5 separate regions of the Homo sapiens genome follow, and regions 1, 3, 4 and 5 are each linked to region 2. A link is a loop called in an ENCODE intact Hi-C map of the cell type or tissue named here. Cell type or tissue: PC-9. All regions are shown on one strand.

Region 1 (5,000 bases), 130 kb after region 2:
TCTTTTACAGACTTCAGAATGGCCCAGGTCTTAATAGATGAGCCCAGTGCTCGGTTCCCTGCTTGGTTGATGTGGGGTTTTGTGGGCTCAGGGCAGGAGGTTTGTTAAAGTAGAGAAATGGGAGTGTGACTTTTTCAGAAGGTGAGTTACGCGTTCCGGGCAGTCAGTGCACTGCTCAGCAGGAGGAGGTCCTGCAGGTGGTGCTGCAAGGGGTCGGCTGGCCGCAGGGGGACTGCACAGACACAGGCTGGCAGCAGGTGGTGGCTCAGCAGGAGGAGGTCCTGCAGGTGGTGCTGCAAGGGGTCGGCTGGCCGCAGGGGGGCCGGCAGCAGGGGGACTGCACAGACACAGGCTGGCAGCAGGTGGTGGCCCAGCAGCAGGGCCTGCACACCACAGCCGTGCACGACGAGGGGCAGCAGGTGATGGGGCGGCAGCAGCCTTCCTGCAGGGAGCAGGGGTCGCAGCACACCGGGCGGCGGCAGGGCTCGCAGATGGGGCGCGTGCAGCGGGGCACGCAGGTCACGGGGCGGCACACGGTGGTCTGGCAGGTCACGGGGCGGCAGCAGCAGGGGTCGCGGCAGCAGCAGGGCTGGCAGCAGCCTCCCCCGTAGCTCAGGGAGGAGAAGGTGGAGCCGCAGCAGGAGCCGGTCATGGTGGTGTCTGAGGCTGGTGTGGGTTGGGCTGTGGAGAGGAGCTGGATGTTCTCAGGTGTGAATGTCCTCCTCCCCCTCTGGGCCCTTTATATACCCTGGCCGGGTGCAGGTGACCCTTTTCGTTTACCTTTTGGCCAATTAAGTAGAATTTTGTTTTGACTAATGGTTGCTTGTGACACACTCATTATCTCACTAAAGAGCTCTTGTTTTATCTCTAAGTATGGATGTACTCACATTGGGTGAAAATCTAAGAACTCATCGTCATTTGAGGTGATAGTAGCTCTTGATGCTTATTTTGAGTAGATAACACTGGATCAAATCTGGACAAAACGGTCTAAAAAAACTTCAGTTTTTAAAAGAAATTAAAAACATAGAGAAGTACATAGAACATTGAGTAGAGCCTATCCTGACCCCAATAGGGGACTCAAGTCCTTGGAAGCACCTACATGTGAAACGTGAATCACACGAGTGTTAGACAAGCCCTCCCACGTAGTCTGCTTGGGAATACGTTTGATTATCACTTGATATAGTGGGATACATAGGCCTTGAATAGGATAGCAGCTCATAGAGTTGTACAGGACAGACAAAAATTTTTGCAAACCACTAAGTGTTGGAATAAAACCTCCAAGACTGCCTTGCATGTTTTCTTTTCTCTAGTTCAGGTTCTGTGCAACTCTGGTCTTTCTGTCATAAGATGCTGATTTTTATCTCTGAAACATGTCATTTTTTAGCGTTGCCTTTCTTGTGCATGTAATGAAGAATTCTGTAATGGGAAATTTTTCTGAATATACCTTGTTGGCCGGGCGCAGTGGCTCATGCCTGTAATCCCAACACCTGGGGAGGCCAAGGCAGGTGGATCACCTGAGCTCAGGAGTTCAAGACCACCCTGGGCAACATGGTGAAACCTCAACTCTAATAAAATACAAAAAATTAGCTGGGTGTGGTGGCAGTGCCTGTAGTCCCAGCTGTGCCGGAGGCTGGGGAACGAGAATCACTTGAGCCCCAAAGGCGGAGGTTGCAGTGAGCCGAGATCATGCCATTGCACTCCAGCTTGGGCTACAGAGTGAGACTCCATCTCAAAAAAGAAATATGCATATATACTTTGACATAGGTGCTCTGATTAGCAAGTGACAAGAAAGGGGTTTTCAACCAACATTGCACACATATCCAGAACACTGTTCAGGGGTAGACGCATTGGGAGGCTGCCCAGTGTTCTGCTGTGGCACTGCTAAAAGCGTGATGGATGCGCTTCTTCAGGAAGTGTTGCCAGGGGCAGTTCAGGAACTACATGGGGGAAACAGTCCCATTACTTTCCAGCTTTACTCCTCCTGTTAGTCACCAGACAGGGTTTTGAATCACTTCGGGATCATTTTCTTTATTTGAAAGAATGTGCCTTGGGGCCGGACATCTAAAGCTCCCCAAATGGAATTTCAAGCATAATTTCAAAACTTTAAGAGGAATGTAAATTGACTGGACCCGGTAGTCACAATTAGGGAAACAGAAGAGGGAGATATCAGGCACAATCTCATCGCTAGAGACCTTTGACTCTCCTGTTTTACATTCTTTTCTTTGTTTACGGACGTGGGATTTTTGTTTTTCAAAGTGGTAACCAGAGGTAACTAGGTAAAAAGTTGTATATTCTGCTCTTTTCGAGACATATTATCTCATAATTTATTTTCATGCTGCTGTGGAGTCTTCATGATAATCACATTTTATGCAATGGGAGCCTCTTTGGAAGACTTAAATCATCACATTAACAAGACTCATTTCTCTACTGCAGAAACTTCAAACCCAAGGTCATTCTAAAGAGATCTGTCTCTCCCCTTTATAAAGATCTGTCTCTCCCCTTTATAAGGATCTGTCTCCCCTTTATAAAGGTCCAAAAAGATAATCTGTGCATCACTCAGTAACCTTTCTAGTGTTTATTCACTCTAAGACACTTATCCACACCCCATAGCCAAACTTCGTTTTCAGGCAGAGAAAATATGGGTCATGCTTCAGTTATTCATGCCTCAGAGTTGTAAGAGCACAGACAGCTCTGCGGTTTGACACTTGGTGGCAAGTCACATCCTATTTTCTGACCCCACTTATTCTGAAACTGGACAATGCTCATTTAAAGCTCTGCCACTTACTGGCTGTGTGTCCTTGGGCCATAATAATAGTTCATATCAGAATTGTAAGGATTACATGAGCTAATATTTGTCAAGTGCTAAGAACAAACAATGTCTGGCACTTAGTGTCTTGTATTTGTTAAATATATATATATATAGTAAATATATATATACACACATATATACACATATATAGTAACATGACCTTTTACTATATATATAGTAAAATATATATAGTATATATGTATATATACATATGTATTACATATATAGTAAAATATGTATAGTATATATGTATACAGTATATATGTATGTATACTATATATGTATATGGTGTTGCGGGAAGTCAGGAACCCCAAACGGAGGGACTGACTGAAGCCATGACAGAAGAACGTGGATTGTGAAGATTTTATGGACATTTATTAGTTCCTCAAATTAATACTTTTGTAATTTCTTATGCCTGTCTTTACTGAAATCTCTAAACATAAATTGTAAAGATTTCATGGACACTTATCACTTCCCCAATCAATACCCTTGTGATTTCCTATGCCTGTCTTTACTTTAATCTCTTAATCCTGTCAGTTGAGGAGGATGTATATCATTCCAGGACCCTGTAATAATTGCATTAACTACAAAAATTGTACAGCATGTCTGTTTGAGCAATATGAAATGTGGGCACCCTGAAAAAAGAACAGAATAACAGCAATTGTTCAGGGAATAAGAGAGATAATCTTAAACTCTGACCGCTGGTGAGCCGGGCAGAACAGAGCCATATTTCTCTTCTTTCAAAAGCAAATGGGAGAAACATCGCTGAATTCTTTTTCTCAGCGTGGAACGTCCCTGAGAAAGAGAATGCGCACCTAGGGGTAGGTCTCTGAACTGGCCCCCCCGGGGTGTACCTGTCTCTTATGGTCGAGATTGCAGAGGTGAAATAAACTCCAGTCTCCCATAGCGCTCCCAGGCTTATTAGGAAGAGGAAATTCCCACCTAATAACTTTTGGTCAGACCGGTTGATCTCAAAACCCTGTCTCCTGATAAGATGTTATCAATGACAGTGGTGCCCAAAACTTCATTAGCAATTTTAATTTCACCTCGGTCCTGTGGTCCTCTGATCTCGCCCTGCCTCCACTTGCCTTGTGATATTGCATTACCCTGTTAAGTACTTGATGTCTGTCACTCACACCTATTCGTATACTCTCTCCCCTTTTGAAACTCCCTAATAAAAACTTGCTGGTTTTTGTGGCTTGTGGGGCATCACGGATCCTACCAAAATGTGATGTCTCCCCCGGACACCCAGCTTTAAAGTTTCTCTCTTTTGTTCTCTGTCCCTTTATTTCTCAAGCCAGCCGATGCTTAGGAAAATAGAAAAGAACATACGTGATTATCGGGGCAGGTTCCCCGATAATATGGTACATATATATTACATATATAGTAAAATATATATAATATATTACATATATAGTAAAATATATATAATATATTATATATATAGTAAAATATATATAATATAATATATATAGTAAAATATATATAATATATTATATATAGTAAAATATATATAATATATTATATATATAGTAAAATATATATAACATATTATATATAGTAAAATATATATAATATATTATATATATAGTAAAATATATATAATATATTATATATAGTAAAATATATATAATATATTATATATAGTAAAATATATATAATATATTATATATAGTAAAATATATATAATATATTATATATAGTAAAATATATAATATATTATATATAGTAAAATATATATAATATATTATATATATATTAAAATATATATAATATATTATATATATAGTAAAATATATAATATATTATATATAGTAAAATATATAATATATTATATATAGTAAAATATATATAATATATTATATATAGTAAATATATAATATATTATGTATAGTAAAATATATATAATATATTATATATAGTAAATATATAATATATTATATATAGTAAAATATATATAATATATTATATATAGTAAAATATATAATATAATATATTATATATTTATATATACAGATATACTAGATATATTTTACTATATATAGTATATATGTATATATACAAATATGTATATATATTTTACTATATGTATTTTACATATACTATATATATTTACTATATGTATACCATATGTATATATAGCAAAAGGTCATGTTACATTGGTACTTTCTAAATTCTAAACTTTAAGTTT
Region 2 (5,000 bases):
AACTATAAATACGTAAATTAGATATTCCCTGGTTTCCCCAAACACTGGTAGTAGTGAATTTTCTTGGAATGCCCTTCTTTGGTCTGCTGGCTGATTATTATTTTCAGACGACACTAATGACGGCCCAGGTGTGATGTCTACAAAGCCCCACATTAAGGCGCTTGCGTAGCAAACCTGCCATTCAGGTAATGACGGCCGCCCTCTGGAAAAACAAGCTGAGACCATACCGGGGAAGGCCTTGGATACTTGAGAAGGGTGTGAGGCCAGTCACAGGAGTTGACTCGGTGGAACGGGGCATAAGAGTTACGGGTGGCTTTATGAAGCTTTTGTTGAGTGTGGGAGGGTGGAAAGAGCTTTACTGAAGAGACATGTTTTCTGTTTCCCAGTTCAAATCAATTTCCTTATCATGATACAAGCAAGGGTAATAATTATTAGGATTATTTACCATGATTATGGGTGACAGGAATTGCAGTTGGGCAAAGGGACTCTTTTGTATATTGTAATTTCCTTCCCTAAAGTTCTAGCTTCCTTATTTTGTCTTCCTAATAGTGACTCACACCGCAGTAGGCAGGAAGCAGGTATTTAATGACCACTTCTTCACTGGTTCTTTATTCCAACTCCATTCATTCCAATACAAATTTCTTGAAAACAAAGAATAATGACATCCATAACACAAATGAAAGCAGCCTGTCTAAGCTGATTTAATTTAGTATGGAATAGGACGCAATTTCACAGTTAGAGTTATTGTTGTTTATTTTTTTTTATTATTTTTTTTTTTTCAGATGGAGTCTCTCTCTGTCGCCCAGGCTGGAGTGCAGTGGCGCAATCTCGGCTCACTGCAAGCTCCGCCTCCCGGGTTCACGCCACTCTCCTGCCTCAGCCTCCCGAATAGCTGGGACTACAGGCACCCGCCACCATGCCTGGCTAATTTTTTGTATTTTTAGTAGAGACGGGGTTTCACCGGGTTAGCCTGGATGGTCTCCATCTCCTGACCTCGTGATCCACCCGCCTCGGCCTCCCAAAGTGCTGGGATTACAGGCATGAGCCACTGCGTCTGGCTGTTGTTTTTATTCTTAAAACTTCAGCCATCATTTGGTTCACTGAAGAAAGAAATGGCCCTTGAAGAGAATTTAGAAAGATTTTTATAAGTGAATACTCACTTATACATAAATATAGACGTATATTTTTTAGTGCTAGTTAGCTAACACAATAGACAATCCTGGACAAGTGTTTTCCATCCTCTCCTGTGAATCTGATTTGTGAACCTCTCATAGCTTTTACTACGCATGGAGTCCAGGAAAAATTTGGGACAAAGTGATCGATCTTAATTTCTAGACTTCATTCTGTCTTCTGTTCTTGGTGAGAACCTAAGAAACATCTTCCTTCCAGGCCTGACTTAGTGCTCTTGCAGGTTTAGCTTGCTTGGAGCAAGACTGTGCTAGTGGGATTCTAACGATGCCACCTTTCCTGCTGTGTTGTTTATCCTGTTCAGTTGATAGAGGACCTATTGAGACTGGTTTATAGACACGACACTCACTGTGGGGAATGCATCGAATTGCTAATTGATCAAAATCACCCATAATCTTGCGACTCGTGGATCAGCAGCCTTAGCATCCTCTGGGAGCTTGTTAGATGTCCAAAATCTTGGGCCTCAACCCAGAACAATTAGATCAGAATCTGCATTTTAACAAGATCCCCATATGATAAGTATGCACATTAAGATTTCGGAAGCACTGACATATAAGGCTTGGGACTGGGTGGTGACCTGAAACTACTGCTTCCTAGGGTGCTGGGGATGATACATGAACATTTTCACAATATTTTTTTTGTGATGAATCTCTGGATAAAATATTCTCAGCTGATGACTGTTGATGGTATTGGGTGTATCTGTGGCCTGTCCATTATTACTACCCTGTCTTTGTCTTTCTTGTCCTATCATATTCTGTGAGTGTGTGGGGAAAGAAAATTTTGATAGAAAACAGGAGTGAGTGTGGAGTCTAACTGGACAGGTTGGGGTCTGAGGTCCTCCAGGTTTGGAACTTGCTAAACTCTCTCAGGGAAGCAATCATCGTCCCTGATGCTGATTCGTTTTAGGCTAAAACAAGTTAAGAACACACCTCTGTATGAAAGCAGTGGATGCTTTGAGGTTTGATTAATGAGAAGGTAGCTTTTGGTTATAAAAACCTGTCCTCTGGTCCTGAGTGTCTATTTCTGACTCATGGATCTTGTCAGAACAAGATCCAGGTAAATGATGTCAAACTACCAATTGCCTCTGAAAAATATGAGTTCTGATTTTCAAATAGAAAATCCAGATTTCTCATACCTGGGCTCTTACCTTAGATAAAAGCCATCAGCAAGGGCTCATCAAAATGTGTTGCCCATATTCAGATTTTACATAACTCTCTAGCAAGCACTTTTGACTTGTGTGGCACAAAGAGTAAATATACTGGGTACAAATTCTGTTTCCACCATTTTATAGCTGTATGACCACAGGCAAGTTAATGCAGTCCATTTGAGCCTCAGTTTCCCCAATCATAAAATAAAGATAATGATATGCCACAAGGTTTTGATAAATGTTAAATGAGATTGTGAATGTAAAGCTCAGTCAAGGATAGTTGTTATTTAAAAAACTTCTGGTACATGTGTGTGTATGTCAATGCATACATGCTATGCTGCGTATGCATACCATGGAATTAGCAAAAATTGACTTGTAGTTTCTATTAGATGACTCATAATTTTATTAGATGAATTCCCATTTAAATTTCAATGGGAAGTTTGGGTGAGTAGGACAACCCATGTACTGAAATAGTTACACACACACACAAAGTTCAAGGTAAAACTTCTGAGTATGATTAGATCATCAGATCGTTAGGTATGTGAGAAGCACTGTCTTTTCCTTTTTGCATGATCTCACCTCCAGTATATTTTAGAAACTCTCTAACTCTCTTCAGAGAGATGGTGACACGTAGATGTTGTAATAGAATAGATGAGATGGGAATGAGTCACACATGGGAATGAAAGTAGGCCTATAGTCATTCGGAAAACCAATGTTGTTACCATAGGGAAATAACCAACAAAATACTTCAGGTGATATGTAAACACCAAAAATCTGAAAAGTATTTATTGATTAAAAGCTGTAGAAAAGTATAGCATTTAGAGTATAGCATTGTGAATAATCATGGCTAGAATAAATGAATTATACTCTTAATGACTTTTAAATATTATGACTAGAAGCTACGTAATAATTATGATCACCTTAATTTGTAAATGACTTATAGTTTCTTGGTGAGGGAGAACATTGCTTAACTATGTTGAAAAGAGATCTCCTTTCAGTGAAACTGTTGGTTTGTGTGGTATTGGAGGCATAAATATTTGTAGAGAAATTGTTAATGTCCCTGGAATGAGGAACTAAAAGAGAGTCAAAAGGAATTGAAACTCAACGAGAAGAAAAAGAATTTCCTTGGGCATCCCAGCATGCTTAAGTGAGGAGCAGGGGATGCCCTGACTTCAGGTTGGAGCTACACTGCTTGGTCCCACTTGGGAAGGAGCAGAGAGGAGAGCTGTGAACATCATGTGCAATGGCTTTACTCTTTACCATCTCTGAAGAGGGTAGACCTTTGCTTTTCTCTTGAAAGTTTTGATGTCATCTATTGTTATTAGACCAGGACTTTCATTAGAGGTCCATGTCAGTGTTAAAATGACTAGTATGCTGGTCAAAAGTTTGGTGGGATGCAAATGAACTAGTTCGCCTTAAATCAGCTATTGTCACTGAGCAAATAACAGAGTCTTCTGTTTAAAATACTCTGTTTCACTTGCCTATTGCGGCATGAAAAATGACCCCAAAACTCACTGGCTTAAAACAACCACCATTGTATTTGTTCACAATTATTTTGTGGGACAGAATTTTGGATTCAGAATAGCAGGGATGGCCTGTCTCTGCTCTGTGATGCCTGGGGGCAGTGGCATTGTCTTGAATGGCTGGAAACTGGCTGGAATGGCTTGACTCAGTCATATGCCTGGAGCCTCAGTTACAGCTGTTGCCTGGAGCTTCAGTTATGGCTGTTGCCTGGATTCCTCAGCTTTCCTTGGTGTGGGCTCTCCAAGAGGCTAGCTTAGACTTCCTCACAGTATGGTGTCTCAGGGTAATTGAACTTCTCACATGGTAGCTGGCTGCCTATAGGGCATTCCAAGAGAATAACTCCCAATGTGAAAGCATTTAGTAAGCCTCTGCTTGTGTCAAGCTTGTTGATGTTCCATTGGCCAAATCAAGTCTCATGACCAAGCCCAGCGTCAATGTGGGAGGCAGTAGAGAAAGGCCTGACTGCTGGAGGCATGGATGCATTGGGGCCACCAATATGTACAGCATACCCAGAAAATAAAACCATTATTTAAATGAGAAATTTAAATGCACATTTATAAATTTTTAAATTTACCATTATAAATAATGATATTATTTACTATCTGTTTTCTGTTGTGCAAGACCAAATAGGTATATGTGAAACTATGGTACAAATTGCTTCATGTCCATGAAGGGTATGCTTAGAAATATGTTATTTTATCCCAAAGAAATGGCACGCTATATTATTTCACACAAAGTAAACTATTCAAAATCTCTAAGCTAGGCCGAGTGTGGTGGCTCATGCCTGTAATCCCAGCACTTTGGGAAGCCAAGGTGGGTGGGTCACTTGAGCCCAGGAGTTCAAGACCAGCCTAGGCAACATGGCGAAACCCTGTCTCTACAAAAAATACAAAAATTAGCCAGGCATGATGGTGTGTGTCTGTAGTCATAGCTACTTGGGAGGGTGAGGTGGGAAGATGGCTTGAGCCTGCAAGGTTGAGGCTGCAGTGAGCTGAGATCATGCCCCTGCCCTCCAGCCTGGGTGACAGAATGAGGGAGGCCCTGTTTAAAAAAAAAAAAAAAAAAAAGGAAAAGGAGAAGAAGAAGTCTCTTCTTAGCACTAAATATCTAAATGTAGTCTGTGTTAAGTAACCCACTTACA
Region 3 (5,000 bases), 230 kb after region 2:
TCATTCCTACTGAGAGGTTGAATCTTCTATCAGTTACTTTGTCACAACTGGAAGTGGAATTCTGTTTTTTAATTTTTTTAATTATACTTTATGTTCTAGGGTACATGTGCACAACGTGCAAGCTTGTTACATAGGTATACATGTGCCATGTTGGTTTGCTGCACCCATCAACTCATCATTTACATTAGGTATTTCTCCTAATACTATCTCTCCCCCAGCCCCCCACCCCCCAACAGGCCCTGGTGTGTGATGTTCCCCACCCTGTGTGTGATGTTCCCTGCCCTGTGTCCAAGTGTTCTCATTGTTCAATTCCTACCTGTGAGTGTCCTTTACTTTTTCAAGTGACCACTCTTTCCTTCATCGGGATTTTGGACCTTGCACTCTGCTAGTTGTTGTCTTACTTCTCTGGTGATTCCTTTCCAGTCTCCTGTGGTTTCTGTTGCTTTGTTTTCAACTTACAAGTGATGGAGTGTCCCACAGCTCAGGGCATAGATGTCTTATTCTCAGACACTTATTCCCTATGACCAGGAAGCCACATTCAGTCCCACGGCATTCAAAGTCCCATTTCATATGCTGAGACCAACTGGAGGTTCATTTAATTTTCACCTACTTTCTCTGACCCATTAGGAGTTGTGTGCTGTAAGTGGTGTGAAGGAATAATGCCCCTACACAGTCTAAATTATTGTTCGTTCATGTAGTAGAACCTATGGAAGTTAAAGATTCATGATTCAATACCACTACATTATTTACTGGACCTTTAACTCCTAGAATATGTATTTAGTACAGAACTTTCTAAATGTTTCTCCTGCTTTTACTAGCTTGAATTGACATAAAATTTATTTTCACCATTTTCCCCCTAGGATGGAGTTTATAGGCCATATTCTGGGTTTAACTAAGAACCAAACTATTCCGTTAGTTGGTTTCTTCTAAGTCCCCATATTTCTCTATGAAAATTCATTTTTGTAGAATTTATTGACCAAGACCATGTGCCCCAAGACCATGCTATTAAATACACACCACAGAAAAGTCATTAAGGTAGGAAAAATACTAAAATTTGAGTATTTTACATTTTCTGCAATTCCCCAACTTCTCAGAAGATTGATTTTCCCTAAAGGTAATTATTTTGTTGTTAATGGATGGAGATGAAATTAAAGCAGCTGAGAGTGTGATAAATTGAATTACACGAGAGATGGATAAACCTTAAAGAGTAGCCTCTGGTTTTACAAGAATGGGATAAAAGAGATAAGGGCAGAACAAGATGACAGGATCGGGGGCCATGGGTGGAGGAGGGAAACGGAAAAATAAAGCAAATAAGAGAGGAGTGAGATTGTAGGGAAAGATACACTTTCAAAAATATTTAAGAAAATTTAGCTGTGGGATATAACCCTTCTCCATATTCATAAAAAAACTTAACTTAAAATCTTTATTTTTTTCAATACTTTTGGAAACATCCATGTATTGCCTTTTTTTTAGGTCATTACATGTTGCAATTTTCTTGAAGGTGAGAGCAAGAATAGGATTCGTTCAGTTGTGTTTTGGGTGGAATTTCTCAGGAACTAAGGACAATCATTACAAAGCAACACAAAAAGAACATTGTATTTCTATGCGACAAAAGTGGAGTTTTATTCAGAAGCAGCAAAAATAAGATACAGAAACATTGCTGTAAAAGGAAATACAGGGTGAAACAATCAGACTTTCAAATCTGAGAGTGAGACAACCTTGCCCCGAGTTACCCTGCAAGAATTTCCATGTTTGGGACAGAAGAACTTGGTATCCATAAATACAAATATAAGGTATAAAATTTGGTAAATTCTATTAATTTCTTTCTGTAAATAATATCTAATTTCACACTTGGGTCAACATGGGGAACATATATTCTAGATGTATAGCCAGGACATATATCCTAGATATATGTCCAGGATATGGAAACACAGTTGGTGGGAATGGCCTCTTCTGAGTTGTTTATGAGATGCACAAGGTCTGCTTCTGTGAGGAGTGAGCTGAAGGGGAGGAGATAGTTTCAGGCAAGGAGCTCAGCAGCAAGAGGAGGCACAGCACAAGGGACGGGGGCAGGTGGAAATGACACAGGTTGGGCGATAGCAAGTGGTGTGGCAGGAGACTCGGCCACAGACTGGACGCAGGCAGCAGCAGGGGCGGCAGCAGCACGGGCGGCAGCAGCTGGATTCACAGCAAGAGGGGCGGCAGCAGCTGGAGATGCAGCAGCTGGGACGGCAGCAGGTTGGCTGGCAGCACACAGACTGGCAGCACTGGGACCTGCAGCACCTGGACACACAGCAGCTGGGGCGACAGCAGCTGGAGATGCTGCAGCTGGGACGGCAGCAAGTGGGCTGGCAGCACACAGACTGGCAGCACTGGGGTCTGCAGCAGCTGGATACACAGCAGCTAGGGCGGCAGCAGGTGGTCCTGCAGCAGGTGGTCTGACAGCAGCTGGGACAGCAGCTGGGACGGCAGCAGGTGGGCTGGCAGCACACAGACTGGCAGCACTGGGGTCTGCAGCAGCTGGACACACAGCAGCTGGGGCGGCAGCAGGTGGTCCTGCAGCAGGTGGTCTGACAGCAGCTGGGGCGGCAGCAGGTCTCCAGGCCACAGCCCTGGTCAGAGCAGACGGAACCACAACAGGAGCTGACCATGGTGTCAGAGGGTAAAGGTTCTGGGTGGGTTTCCAAGAGAGTGAGTTTCGTGAGTTTGGGAGTCTCCTTGCTGCATGTCCCCTTTTATACCCAGCTGAGGAGCCTTTGTGATTATGAGAAGATTGTTTCCTTGTTTTTGTTTATATGACACAAATGCAATTACTAAATTATATTGTGTTTTTCTAGTAAAAAATCCCAATATATAGAAAATGATTATTTCCCTTTTCTCACCCTGGTGTTCCCACATGAGTCACCTCTTGTTTTCCTTTCCTTGGTTTCAGTGTCACATGACTTCAGTCTCTGGGTATCATGTGACATGGGAGGGCCACTGTCACTTGTCTGTTTCTCATCATGATATCGTTTTGGGAGAGCTTCTGATTGGGCTAAGATCTCTAGTGGAGAAATGCATGTGTCAATCAGCTGGAATGCTGACAGGAAAAAAAGAAAATATGCTCCTGTTTTTGAGTGTGAGAAATAAGGAAGCTTATGATTCATTGTATGTATTCTGGGTGGCCATTGAGCTAACTAAATTCCTAGGTCATTGCAAGCTGTGTTAATTCTCATCACTCTGGTGCACCTTGAAACAGTTAGTAGTGACTCACTGTTTCTAAGGAACAAAGCATCATCTGGGCTTGAGCTGCGTCTGTCTTCAAAAGTGTCCTACAGGCTGAAGTAGAGTAATGTGGATCATAGTTTTTGATCTGCCTTTTGAAATATCAAATGTGTAATGGTTATGCTTTATTGACATTTTGTTAAAATCTTTTTCATACATTTTGAGCTAAAACATCTAGCAGGGTTTTTTTTTAGTATCACTTATTTCTAAGATTTTTTAAGAAGCATTGAGAGGAATATAAAAGATATATTCTTTAACTTACAGGTACTTATGTAACTGTGGACCTCAATTTTAAAAATCACCCACTTTCTCTTCCTTTCCTCCCCTCTCACCTCTTCATTCCTTCCCTCTGCACACTCCCTTCTGGCAATACTATCTAATATCTTATCTAATTATATTCTTGCTTAAGAAATTCCAGAGGCTAATCTTGAAACAAACCAGGCACAGAGCCCTGAGGAATCCTCTCACTTAGGGGGAATCTTGAACAATTAATCCACCACCATTGGGCTGAAGTCAAAATAATGCCTCCCAAACCTCTGGACACCCAAGATAGCCATTGGAACAAGACATGCAGACTCAGCACCCTGCACCACCCCTGCATGTCTCCCATGCCAAGTTTCCCTTTCAAAACCCTATGGCAAATTTTAAAATTTAAGATGGCACTTTAGAATGCTAGTTCACTAGCTAAAGGATGTCAGTGAGATATATCTTGGGGTGAAATGTTTTTATTTCCTTCACTTAGCATTCTTCTAGTTATTCATTACCAGTTAGTTCAAATGCCATTTTTCTCCAATATCTTTCTTGGCCTCACACAAAGCAAGGTTATCCTCTGGTTTACTGGCTCTCCAACTAGAACTAACTTTCCTTTCACCAGCCCTTGCCTCTTATGTGTTGGCTTTCCAGCAGCAAGCAGCTGAACCTGGGTCCAGTTACATTTACACAGAAATTGCATTCATAACAAGTTTTTATTTTATTTATTTATGTATTTATTTTTTGAGATGGAGTTTCACTCTTATTGCCCAGGCTGGAGTGCAGTGGCACCATCTCAGCTCACTGCAACCTCTGCTTTCCAGGTTCAAGTAATTCTTCCGCCTCAGCCTCCCAAGTAGCTGGGATTACAGCCATGTGTCACCACGCCCGTCTAATTTTGTATTTTTAGTAGAGATGGGGTTTCACCATGTTGTCCAGGCTGATTTCAAACTCCTGACCTCAGGTGATCCACCCACCTTGGCCTCCCAAAGTGCTGGGATTATAGGAGAGAGCCACTGTGCCCGGCCCATAAAGAGTTTTTAAATAAAATCCTCACATGATCATGGTTCTAAATAAAGGGTCTTCTTTAGTGCCGTGGACATTCAGGGAAAAGCAATTATTCAAGGAAAGAACAAATTACCTTCACAATATTTTCTCTTCCTGGGAATGAAGGGATGTCTCTTGTGAACTTATGTGGGGCCTGAGGAACCTGGAGATCTCTGCCCTAGTGGAGTTTGTATTCTAGAAGGAGCTGATAGACACATGAATTTCCAATGGAGAATGAGATGATAGAGCCCATGTGTAAATAAGGCACCACAGAAGTGCAATGGAGGAAGGATTTTCCTCACTGAAAAATCACTGACTTGAGGCGGATTGATTAGTAGGAGAAAAGGCATACACATTTATCTAACAAGTATACCCAAGAGCCTTCAGAATGAAAACTCAACCCCTCAATAAGGTACAGAAGCTTATACAACATCTTGAGG
Region 4 (5,000 bases), 190 kb after region 2:
TGGGCGATAGCAAGTGGTGTGGCAGGAGACTCGGCCACAGACTGGACGCAGGCAGCAGCAGGGGCGGCAGCAGCTGGATTCACAGCAAGAGGGGCGGCAGCAGCTGGAGATGCTGCAGCTGGGGCGGCAGCAGTTGGGCTGGCAGCACACAGACTGGCAGCACTGGGGCTTGCAGCAGCTGGACACACAGCAGCTGGGGCGGCAGCAGCTGGAGATGCAGCAGCTAGGGTGGCAGCAGGTGGGCTGGCAGCACACAGACTGGCAGCACTGGGGCTTGCAGCAGCTGGACACACAGCAGCTGGGGCGACAGCAGGTGGGCTGGCAGCACACAGACTGGCAGCACTGGGGTCTGCAGCAGCAGGACACACTGTAGCTGGGGCGGTAGCAGGTGGTCCTGCAGCAGGTGGTCTGACAGCAGCTGGGGCAGCAGCAGGTCTCCTGGCAGAGGTCTTGGCCACAGCCTTGGTCAGAGCACACGGAGCCACAACAGGAGTTGACCATGGTGTCAGAGGGTGAAGGATCTATTTGGGTTTCCAAGAGAGTAAAGTTCTTGAGTTTGGAAGTTTCCTGGGTCCATAGCCCCTTTATACCCGCCTGAAGGCCCGTTGTCACCACGTCATTATTTCCTTGTTATTATTTACCTACTGAAAAAATTAATCATGTAATTACATCATTGTGTGTTTCTAGTTAAATACTCCAAAACAGAGAAAATAACTCATTTCCTTTTCCTGCTGTGCTCCTGTGTTTCCATTGGAAATGCTTGTCATATTTCTTCCTTGGTGGGGGTCACCTTTGTCCCTGGTCTATGCAGTGTCTTTTACAAAGCACTGGTCACAGGACTCTCTGACATTTTGTTTTTAAATATGACTCTCCCTCCTACCTGTAGATTGCTGTCTGCAAATAATGGGGGACGATTTTTATAATGTGAATGTATCTTTCATTGTCAAAGAACGTCCTGGTCAGGTGAAATGTTGGGAAGGAATTAGAAGGAAGGACTCATTTGTGGAAGGATCTCCCATCTGTAATGAGGATGACTCTGATCCCGTGTGTGCATCTCGGATGGTCGGGCAGATGGTCAGATCCCAACAAGTTCTAAACTCTTTGTCAGATCTTATTCCACAGCCTCCAGCAAAAGTACTTACCCATGACTCACTGCCTTTAAAGGGTAAAAACACATTTTGCTGTATTTCTTACAGTATAGGCATTAAGAGTAGGAAGTTTTGATTTATCTTTTTTTTTTTTTTTTTTTCTGACGGAGTCTCCCTCTGTCACCAGGCTGGAGTACAGTGGCATGATCTCGGCTCACTGCAACTTCCACCTCCTGGGTTCAAGCAGTTCCTTTTCCTCAGCCTTCCGAGTAGCTGGGACTACAGGTGTGTGCCACCACACCCAGCTTACTTTTGTATTTTTAGTAGAGACAGGGTTTCACCATGTTGGCCAAGATGGTATTGATCTCTTGACCTCATGATCCACCCGCCTTTGCTTCCCAAAGTGTTGGGATTGCAGGCGTGAGCCCCCAACACCCAGCCTGATTAATCTTTGATCATCAAAATTGCGTGATGCATTTTTCATTTACAAAAGCATTTGTTATATATGAAGAATATTTAGAATTATTAAGCCTTCAATAACATGCATCCAAGATGTTCTATTGGGTACTCTGGGTGTAGAACAGATAAACCCTCATCTTTTTCTTGCAGGTACTTGCATAAGACACATGGATAGGAAACAGTTTGGCAGAAATGAAAAGAATTACAATTATTTTCATTAAACAACTAAAATAAAAAATGTATAATATGTGGATAAGTTCCATACACCCTCATGGTATGTATATTACTTGTGAAGTATTGACTATGTAGCAGGCATTGTACCAAATATCTTACATTTGTTTCATTTTCACACTTTAATACAACCTTATGAACTAGTTTATATTCTTATTAGTCTTTTAGGGGAATACTCAAAAGAAGCATTAAAAACTTAAAACAAACAAACAACTTGTCCAAGGTTAAAGAGAAAGTAAGCCTAATATGTCTTAGTGTAGCCAAGAAAGCCCTAAAGAATACAATTTGCTAAGCTTGCTGAAACTGCTTCATCTTCTTGGAATGTTTCATCTTTTTTTGTCCACTCTGCAAACTCCTACTCATGTGTCAAGACCCAGTTAAAATATTTCCTCCTCAATAATATCTTTCCTGCTAAGCTACCCCATTCATGTATCATGATTTCCTGCCTTGTGCTCATAATTTGTTACATTCTCCTGTATCATAGTCATTTACTTCTGTCATTCCACCACGTGCAATGCAAATACCCTGAAGGCATGGGCTATGGCATTTATTCTTGTTACCATGATACTCAGCACAGAGAACACTGGTGGTAAATGTTTGTTGAGTGAAGGAAGGCTTTTGATGACATAGAGGCATGTAAGGTCCTTTAAAAATGTATATATCTTTTGACTTCTGGATAAAAGAGAGGAAAACATTCCAAACAAAGAGATCATAATTTCATTTCAGGAAGACTAAACTAATTTACGTGGTAGGTAACATGTCATCTGATAAATAACATATGTGGAAAGTTGTGGAAGTTAAGATTCAATTTATAGAATGAGACTTGTTTATAGATAACCAGGAATACAGTGTTGAACGTGCATGCCTATATTCACACAGTAAAAAGACAGGAAGGAAGTAAACGCCAGATGGTAGCACTGGTTCTCCTTCACCTCCTGACTCCCTCGTTTTACTCTTGTCGATTGAAATAACTATTATTTCCAGTTTCGTATCAGTCAGCCAAAAATGTTTGTTGATCATCTGTTGTCTTAACTTAAATTCTACCCAATGCAAACCTTGAGAAAAATACCTGGGTGCACATAATTTATTTGGGGGATGATCCCAGGAAGCACAAGTGAGGAAATGGCGAAAGTAAGACAGAAAAGGTAGAAAATCCCAACAGTGTTTGTGTTAATGGTAGGACCCCCACTGTGGGCATCTGGGGATGAACCCCGGGGACAGGCCTGAGGCTGGAGGCACTTGGCCACCATGATTGCACACCTACAAAATCCTGGAGAGTCAGCTGGGTATTAGTATGAATCATGAGATCAGATAAAATATGAACTTATACTAATCTATAGACTTTTTATACACTAGCAATAATTGTCTCTAAAATTTAATGGAGAAAAATCACACTGGGGCCTGTCGTGGGGTGGGGGGAGGAGGGAGGGATAGCATTAGGAGAAACACCTAATGTAAATGACGAGTTAATGGGTGCAGCACACCAACATGGCACATGTATACATATGTAACAAACCTGCACATTGTGCACATGTACCCTAGGACTTTAAGAATAATTTTAAAAAAGAACAATGTGCTCACAATTCTCAAGAGTAAATAGAAAAATATGTAAATAAATCTGCCAAGCCTATGTGAAGGAAAGTGTTAATATTTCCTGAAGGACATAAAATAACGTTTGAATAAATGTCAGAACAAGAGATGTGCAACGAAAGCCAAGTTTTCAAATAAATACATACATGTGTTATGCATGCATTTAATGAGGATGTATCTCAATTTGTAACATTAGGTATTGAATGGGATTGGCAAAGACCGTGATGGGAAACTTACCTTTGGTTGCATTCTTTTGTATTGTCTAAATGTTTAAAGAGCATATATTTGTGTATAAATGATATAAAAATCCTTAGAAAATAATAAATTTGATTTATATAAAATTCATAATTTTTTCTACAGATTCTGTTAAGTATGTTTTCTGCTATTATGTTTACATTCTTATTTCTTTCAGGAACTAAAATATTAAAAGTACATTTCAGTCAGTCATTTGAGCTCTCAAATTAGCTATCATGAATTTCAAATTGTTTTGGGGGACAGGCTGGGTTCCCCAGGAAGCAGACACTGAGATGGAGAGCAATATGCAGGAGGTTTATTGAAGCATGCTCTTGGGATTAACACTGGGGAAATGAGGGGAGGGGAGGGGAGGGGAGGGGAGGGGAGGGGAAAGTGAAGGGAGAGAAGGGGAAGGGGAAGGGGAGGGGATTAACACTGGGGAGAGGAGGGGAGGGGAAGGGCGGGGAGGGGAGGGGAGGGCAAGGGAAAGGAAGAAAGGGAGGGGAACGGGTGGGGAAGGGAAGGGGAGGGGAAGGGGAGGGGAGGCACAGCACAAGGGGTGGGGGCAGGTGGAGATGACACAGGTTGGGTGATAGCAAGTGACGTGGCAGGAGACTCGACCACAGACTGGACGCAGGCAGCAGCAGGGGCAGCAGCAGCTCGATTCACAGCAAGAGGGGCAGCAGCTGCTGGAGATGCAGCAGCTGGGGTGGCAGCAGGTGGGCTGGAAGCACACGGAATGGCAGCACTGGGGTCTGCAGCAGCTGGACACACAGCAGCTGGGGTGGCAGCAGGTCGTCCTGCAGCAGGTGGTCTGACAGCAGCTGGGGCGGCAGCAGGTGGGCTGGCAGCACACGGAATGGCAGCACTGGGGTCTGCAGCAGCTGGACACAGAGCAGCTGTGGGAGCAGGAGGTGGTTCTGCAGCAGGTGGTCTGACAACAGCTGGGGTGACAGCAGTTGGGTGGGCTGGCAGCACACAGACTGGAAGCACTGGGGCTGCATGGCATCTTTGAACTGCACATAGTAAAATGCAAGAGGAAAGAAATGATTTAAAGGTGGAATTCATAATTAAAAGGGAAACAGAACATAAAGATGTGGAAAATGTGGAGACTGACCATATAAAGAATGAAAAAGCATGCAAGATTGTGGCCAAGTAATGCTTTGTTACAAGGATTGATATGAATAGAAGGAAGCTAGGTGCTGTTCATCAAATCAGTGGGAGAATGGCTCTGAAGGCATTTCAAAGATCTTTGAAGCTGTCCCTCCCATCACAGGCTCCAAATGAGAGAATCTTAAGGTCAGAAAGGGTTTGGTACTCTCCACATTCTAGCACAGTGCCCCTTTGCTGCTCCAGTTGTGGCTCAAGTGGGTTTAGATGAGACTTGCGCTGCTGCTG
Region 5 (5,000 bases), 220 kb after region 2:
AAGCTCCTAGAACTGATGAAAGAATTCAGCAAAATTTCCAGATATAAGATTAATGTACACAAATCACCAGCTCTTCTATACACCAACAGCGACCAAACGGAGAATCAAATCAAGAACTCAACCCCTTTAACAATAGCTGCAAAAAAAAAAAAAAATACTTAGGAATATACTTAACAAAGGAGACAAAAGACCTTTACAAGGAAAACTACAAAACACTGTTGAAAGAAATCATAGACGATAGAAACAAATGGAAACACATCCAATGCTCATGGATGAGTAGAATCAATATTGTGAAAATGATCATACTGCCAAAAGCAGTCTACAAATTCAATGCCATCCCCATCAAAATACCACCATCATTCTTCACAGAGTTGGAAAAAACAATTCTAAAATTCATATGGGACCAAAAAAGAGCCCACATAACCAAAGCAAGACTAAGCAAAAAGAACAAATCTGGAGGCATCACACTATCTGATTTCAAACTACATTCTAAGGCCATAGTCACCAAAACAGTGTGGTACTGGCATAAAAATAGGCACATGGATCAATGGAACAGAATAGAGAACCCAGAAATAAACTCAAATACTTACAGCCAACTGATCTTCGACAAAGCAAACAAAAACATAAAATAATATTCTTATTAATTTTTCTCCACAGTTTCTCTCATTAATTCCATAGTGGATTAGAGTATTTGATTATTGGCTTGTCTTATTTTTATTCTTATATTAACTGTAGCTTCTGTATGTGAAGTTTTATCTCTATATTTATGTGTTGATTGTAGCCTTTAGCATAATACTTTTTCCTACTTTGTCTTCTGTAATGCTTTTTGTGTAAGTCTAACTTGTGGGATAGAAGAATTGTAGCCCCTGCTTTCTTCCATTTGCATTTTCATATATGTATCTCTGTCTTTACCTTTTCACTTTTAACCTTCTGATGCTTGTTGATTCACTTGTGTCTCTTTATAGACAGCATAATGCTGAGCTTTCCTTTTCATAAGCCAATCTGAAAATCTTTTTTTAAAGTCAGTTGAGCCTATTATATGTATGGATATAATCAATATGCTTAAATTTAATTATGTCATTTTTATTATACTTATATATAATAATGATATATAATAAGTTATCTTCTATATTTGTTAAATATTTCTCTTGCCTGTCTCTTTATCTTTCTATCTCTCTGTCTTTCACTTTTAAAATTCTAATCTTTCACCTTTTAAATTCTCTCTCTTTCTCAGTATGCCTTTTGGTATTTAGGAATGTTTGTATTTTGTACTAACGGTTACCTTTATATACCTCATGAGCTCTATTTTTTAGCTACTGTCAGTTGATTCTCTGCTTACAGAAATATTGAAATTATCTGGTTACCTCTTTATTCCTCACTCCCTGAGCATGAGATTTGAATTCCTGGTTAATATCTATAAGGCAATCAGCAAACTTCTACTTTATATATTTGCTCTCCTTTTCCTTCCTGTTTTGGTAGTTGTGCTGTATCAACATTGTCAGTACATAGCTGTTAGTTATCACACTTCCTCTCTTAGGCTTATCGTTCATTCTGTTCTTAGTTCCAAAGGATATATATCGATCCAGACCTCATGTAGATGTCCTTCCAGTATCTTTAGTCATCTGATTTTATGAAGTTCACTTGTTAATAAATTCTTCAGGATCCACCCATGGTGGAGAATATTCACTGAGTTTTTTCATGTTTATAATAGTTTGTTTGTGGCCTTTATACCTGAAGTTCAGTTTGGCTGAATTTAAAATCTTTGCCTCACATTTTCTTTCCTTGAGCATTACTCTATTATCTTCTGACATTTTCATCAAAATGTGTGAAAACAAGCTCGTTTTATTTCCTTCTGGTTGACATGGACATTTTGCCTGGATGTTCAAATGATTACTTTTCTTTAAATAATTATTATGTTTTTCTTTAAAATTCAAGGCTTTTATAACATTATGTCTCAATTTTGACCATTATGAGCTTATTTTTCCAGAAGGGGTAGCTATACTTATAACAGATAAAACAAACTTAAAATCAACAACAGTAAAAACAGAGAAAGGAGGTCATTATATAATAATAAAGGGATCAATTCAGCAAGAAGATATAACAATTCTAAATATACATATTAGTAAGAGAGTGAGCTTAGTAAATTTGAAAGTCCCTTTGCCACCTGTCCTTTTTTGTGCTCTGCTGAAGCAGCTGTGACCATGTCCGGGATCATTTCCTACTTTATTTTCTTATGGAGATGTTGGGGCTCAGAAAACAAAACCCCAAAATATGATTCTTTGGTACCTTGATTGGGGAATTGTGGGGAACAGCAGCTATAAGCAGAGGTTTTCTCTGAGGTTCCCGTATCTGCCTGAAGACATCCAGGAAAGATATATAACAGGAAAAGAGGCTAAATGTTGACATCACCCCAGAGCGGCTTTGCCTGAAAGACTTTACCTACATAGCAAGACAGCCTTTGTTCACCATACATTTCTTTCCCTCACCTTCCCATAGCTTGTGGACACCTCCCCTAAGAATCCCCAAGACCCTATTCTGATGCTATACAAACTTCAATCATTGGCCCTTCTTCAAGTCTTATAGTTTGTGAGGCTCTGCACATGCATGTAATAAATTTGTATGCCTTTTCTCCTGTTGATCAGTCTGCTGTCACTTTTTTCCAGAGACTCAAATTCTCACATCTAGAGAGTAGAGGGAAGTTTAAAACACACCTATACACTATACACGAAATTAGATCATTACGTTTTTCTGGTTAAATATTTTAAGATGTAGGAAAATATTATTTCCCTTTCCTAGTGTGTTAAGATTTTCCAATCTGGACTTTCTCACAGAATTATCTTGCCTATTTCTTTGTCTACTGTGTCTTCTCAAGATGGCCCATCACATGGATTCAGTCCGGTATGTACCTGTGATCTGTGCATCACGCCATGATCCTGTTTGGGCAAATTGTTCTCATGATGCCAAGATCTCTTTTGATGTCAAAGAGAAGCAGAATTAGAGTAGGGAAATAAAAAGAAACAAGCTCATCTTTCTGAGTTAGTTACCGGTGAGCAATGAGGAAGACATATCCTATTTGTGAGTCATAAATGCTCATTAGATAGTGGACTCTCTAGACTTCTTCAAAGTATGCACCAGGTATCATTTCCTTTATTCAATTTGAAACTGTTAACAATGACTCATTGTTTTAAAATATGAAAAGGCATTTGGAGCTACTCTGAATAAACTTTCACTGGCCTAATATGGGACTTGGGCACCAAAATGAATATTGGCAGTAATAGATTACAACCCATCAAATAAAATTAAGGATTGATGAGTCCATATTGATATGAATTAAATGGAGAAGTTAAAAAAAGGAAGATGAGAAAGTTATCCATGACAGTAGAATGTCAATGAGTAAATGTAGAAGGAATAAAGGAGTTTCAAATCACCATTTACAGCCATTATAATAAAACTTGATCAAGTGAATATCATCAATGAATGCTATAACTATTGGGTGGAAGTTTAATGGGGAGCAGGATATTTGCACACTTCAAAATATTTTCCCAATAACTGTTTATTAATTTCAAAGGGAAAATGTTAACTTTACTGTGAAGAAACTTGAGAACATACCCTTCATCACAGGATCAAAGTTAGCAGCATTAATAATGGTCAAACTAGCATGTGTCTCCTGAAGTCACACACTGAAAGGACACATTACTTATGCAATATTTCTGTTAAAATGCAAAACCTGAATATAAGCATGAGGAAACATCAGATAACCTCAGACTAAGAAATACTCCACATAACGACTGGTCTGCTATCTTCAAAAATATTAGCACCATCTAATATAAAGACAGTCTGAGCAAGTATTTCAGGTCTAAATAAAGTAAGGAGATATGATAGCTAAATGCAATGTATGAACATGGATAAAAATTGCTTTATAGGATATATTGGAAAAATGGCAACATTTGGATATAGCATGTATATTAGGTAATAATATTGCATCAACATTCAGTTTAATTGATATCTTTACTGTGGTTATACATGAAAATGTCCTTAGTCTTAGGACATAAGTCTATCTCTATCCATGTCATCTCTCTAGAGAGAGAGAGAAATCAAATGTGGCCAAATGTTGAATCTAGGTGAAGACTATATGGCATAAGGAATTCTTTACTCTTATAACTATTCTGTAAGTTTGAAATGTTTTCAAAAATGAAAAAAGTTTAAAAATAAAACGAATTAGGATTGAAAAAGTATTTTTTCTTTGGCGTGTTAAAAGAAACATTTAGGCAAATTAAATTTAACAGATTTTAATTCATCAAAGAATAATTCATGAATTGGGAAGCTCCCAGACAAGCACAAGTTCGGAGCAACTCCTTGGCTTCCATTTGGTTAAATAACATTTATGGATAGAAAAAGGAAAGTGATTTGAGTAGTTGCAACTGAGACCATATGATGTTCTACTAAATATCTGAAGATTAAGATGAAGAATTGAGTTATGATCACATACCTCAATTATTAAAAGTAGCCCTAATCTAAAAAAAAGAAAAAAAGAAAAAAAAAAGGAAAAGGAAAGTGATGTACAGAAAACCAAAGTGAGGGACAGAAATAGCTGGGCTCGTTAGAGCTCAACGTTTGCTTTAGTTGAACATGGTTTAAACAGTTGGCCCCTGTGATTGACCAGAACTGGGCTGCCGTGGACTTGGATACTTGTTGGAAAGGTAGGTTACAGTTTGTTTACATATCCAGTTAGGTTACAGTTTACTATGCATGGAGAAACGTTTATGCCAAGCCTAAAATATGTAAAGAGGCAGCTTTAGGCTAAACTTAATTTAACAATTCTTAGTATAATAAGAGTGAGGAGTTTGGGTCTTTTGGAGGAAATGCTGAAGTATATAATAAAATTTACTTCATAGGAGCATCTACTATAAAAACCCTTTAAAAATATTTCTAACACAGGAAATCTTTCATCTCCTTGGGTCTCTGAAAATAAAGAACTTCTGGCAATGTAGCTGACTGAG

Evidence for each region. Hi-C counts contacts between places; a loop is a spot of excess contacts. Peaks named below come from ENCODE experiments on the same cell type or tissue, not always from the same donor. Only the 100,000 strongest peaks of a DNase experiment are listed, where the experiment ranks them.
Region 1: it touches region 2 in a loop (10-fold over the local background); 6 of 110 quality-filtered maps call a loop at or near these places.
Region 3: a loop joins it to region 2, with 19 times the contacts of the local background. A loop is called at or near these places in 4 of 110 quality-filtered maps.
Region 4: a loop joins it to region 2, with 19 times the contacts of the local background. A loop is called at or near these places in 2 of 110 quality-filtered maps.
Region 5: it touches region 2 in a loop (18-fold over the local background); 4 of 110 quality-filtered maps call a loop at or near these places.

The regions. Positions count from the first base shown.
Region 1 is chr17:41,046,616-41,051,615 of GRCh38, forward strand. KRTAP2-1 (keratin associated protein 2-1) reads right to left here and starts at 701. Exons shown (of 1, transcript NM_001123387.1): 1 at 1-701. The coding sequence starts at 652. The coding sequence ends at 266. In PC-9, no CTCF peak of the experiment used is centred here; DNase peaks (open chromatin) are centred at 2,076 and 2,676; H3K4me3 peaks cover 708 bases; H3K27ac peaks cover 3,002 bases.
Region 2 is chr17:40,912,475-40,917,474 of GRCh38, forward strand. All of the region lies in intron 1 of LOC105371777 (a long non-coding RNA gene), which reads left to right. Among named protein-coding and RNA genes, the nearest start is that of KRT23, 23 kb to the right of the region's middle. In PC-9, no CTCF peak of the experiment used is centred here; DNase peaks (open chromatin) are centred at 2,897 and 3,407; H3K27ac peaks cover 4,766 bases.
Region 3 is chr17:41,137,837-41,142,836 of GRCh38, forward strand. KRTAP4-6 (keratin associated protein 4-6) reads right to left here and starts at 2,708. Exons shown (of 1, transcript NM_030976.2): 1 at 1,597-2,708. The coding sequence starts at 2,651. The coding sequence ends at 2,034. RefSeq lists an enhancer at 1,840-2,352. In PC-9, no CTCF peak of the experiment used is centred here; a DNase peak (open chromatin) is centred at 3,115; H3K27ac peaks cover 2,438 bases.
Region 4 is chr17:41,097,584-41,102,583 of GRCh38, forward strand. It overlaps KRTAP4-8 (keratin associated protein 4-8), which reads right to left and starts at 559. Exons shown (of 1, transcript NM_031960.3): 1 at 1-559. The coding sequence starts at 501. It overlaps KRTAP4-16 (keratin associated protein 4-16), which reads right to left and starts at 4,626. Exons shown (of 1, transcript NM_001396067.1): 1 at 3,919-4,626. The coding sequence starts at 4,626. The coding sequence ends at 3,919. In PC-9, no CTCF peak of the experiment used is centred here; a DNase peak (open chromatin) is centred at 2,302; H3K27ac peaks cover 1,838 bases.
Region 5 is chr17:41,129,116-41,134,115 of GRCh38, forward strand. No RefSeq gene overlaps it. Among named protein-coding and RNA genes, the nearest start is that of KRTAP4-12, 7.4 kb to the left of the region's middle. In PC-9, no CTCF peak of the experiment used is centred here; a DNase peak (open chromatin) is centred at 3,096; H3K27ac peaks cover 3,097 bases.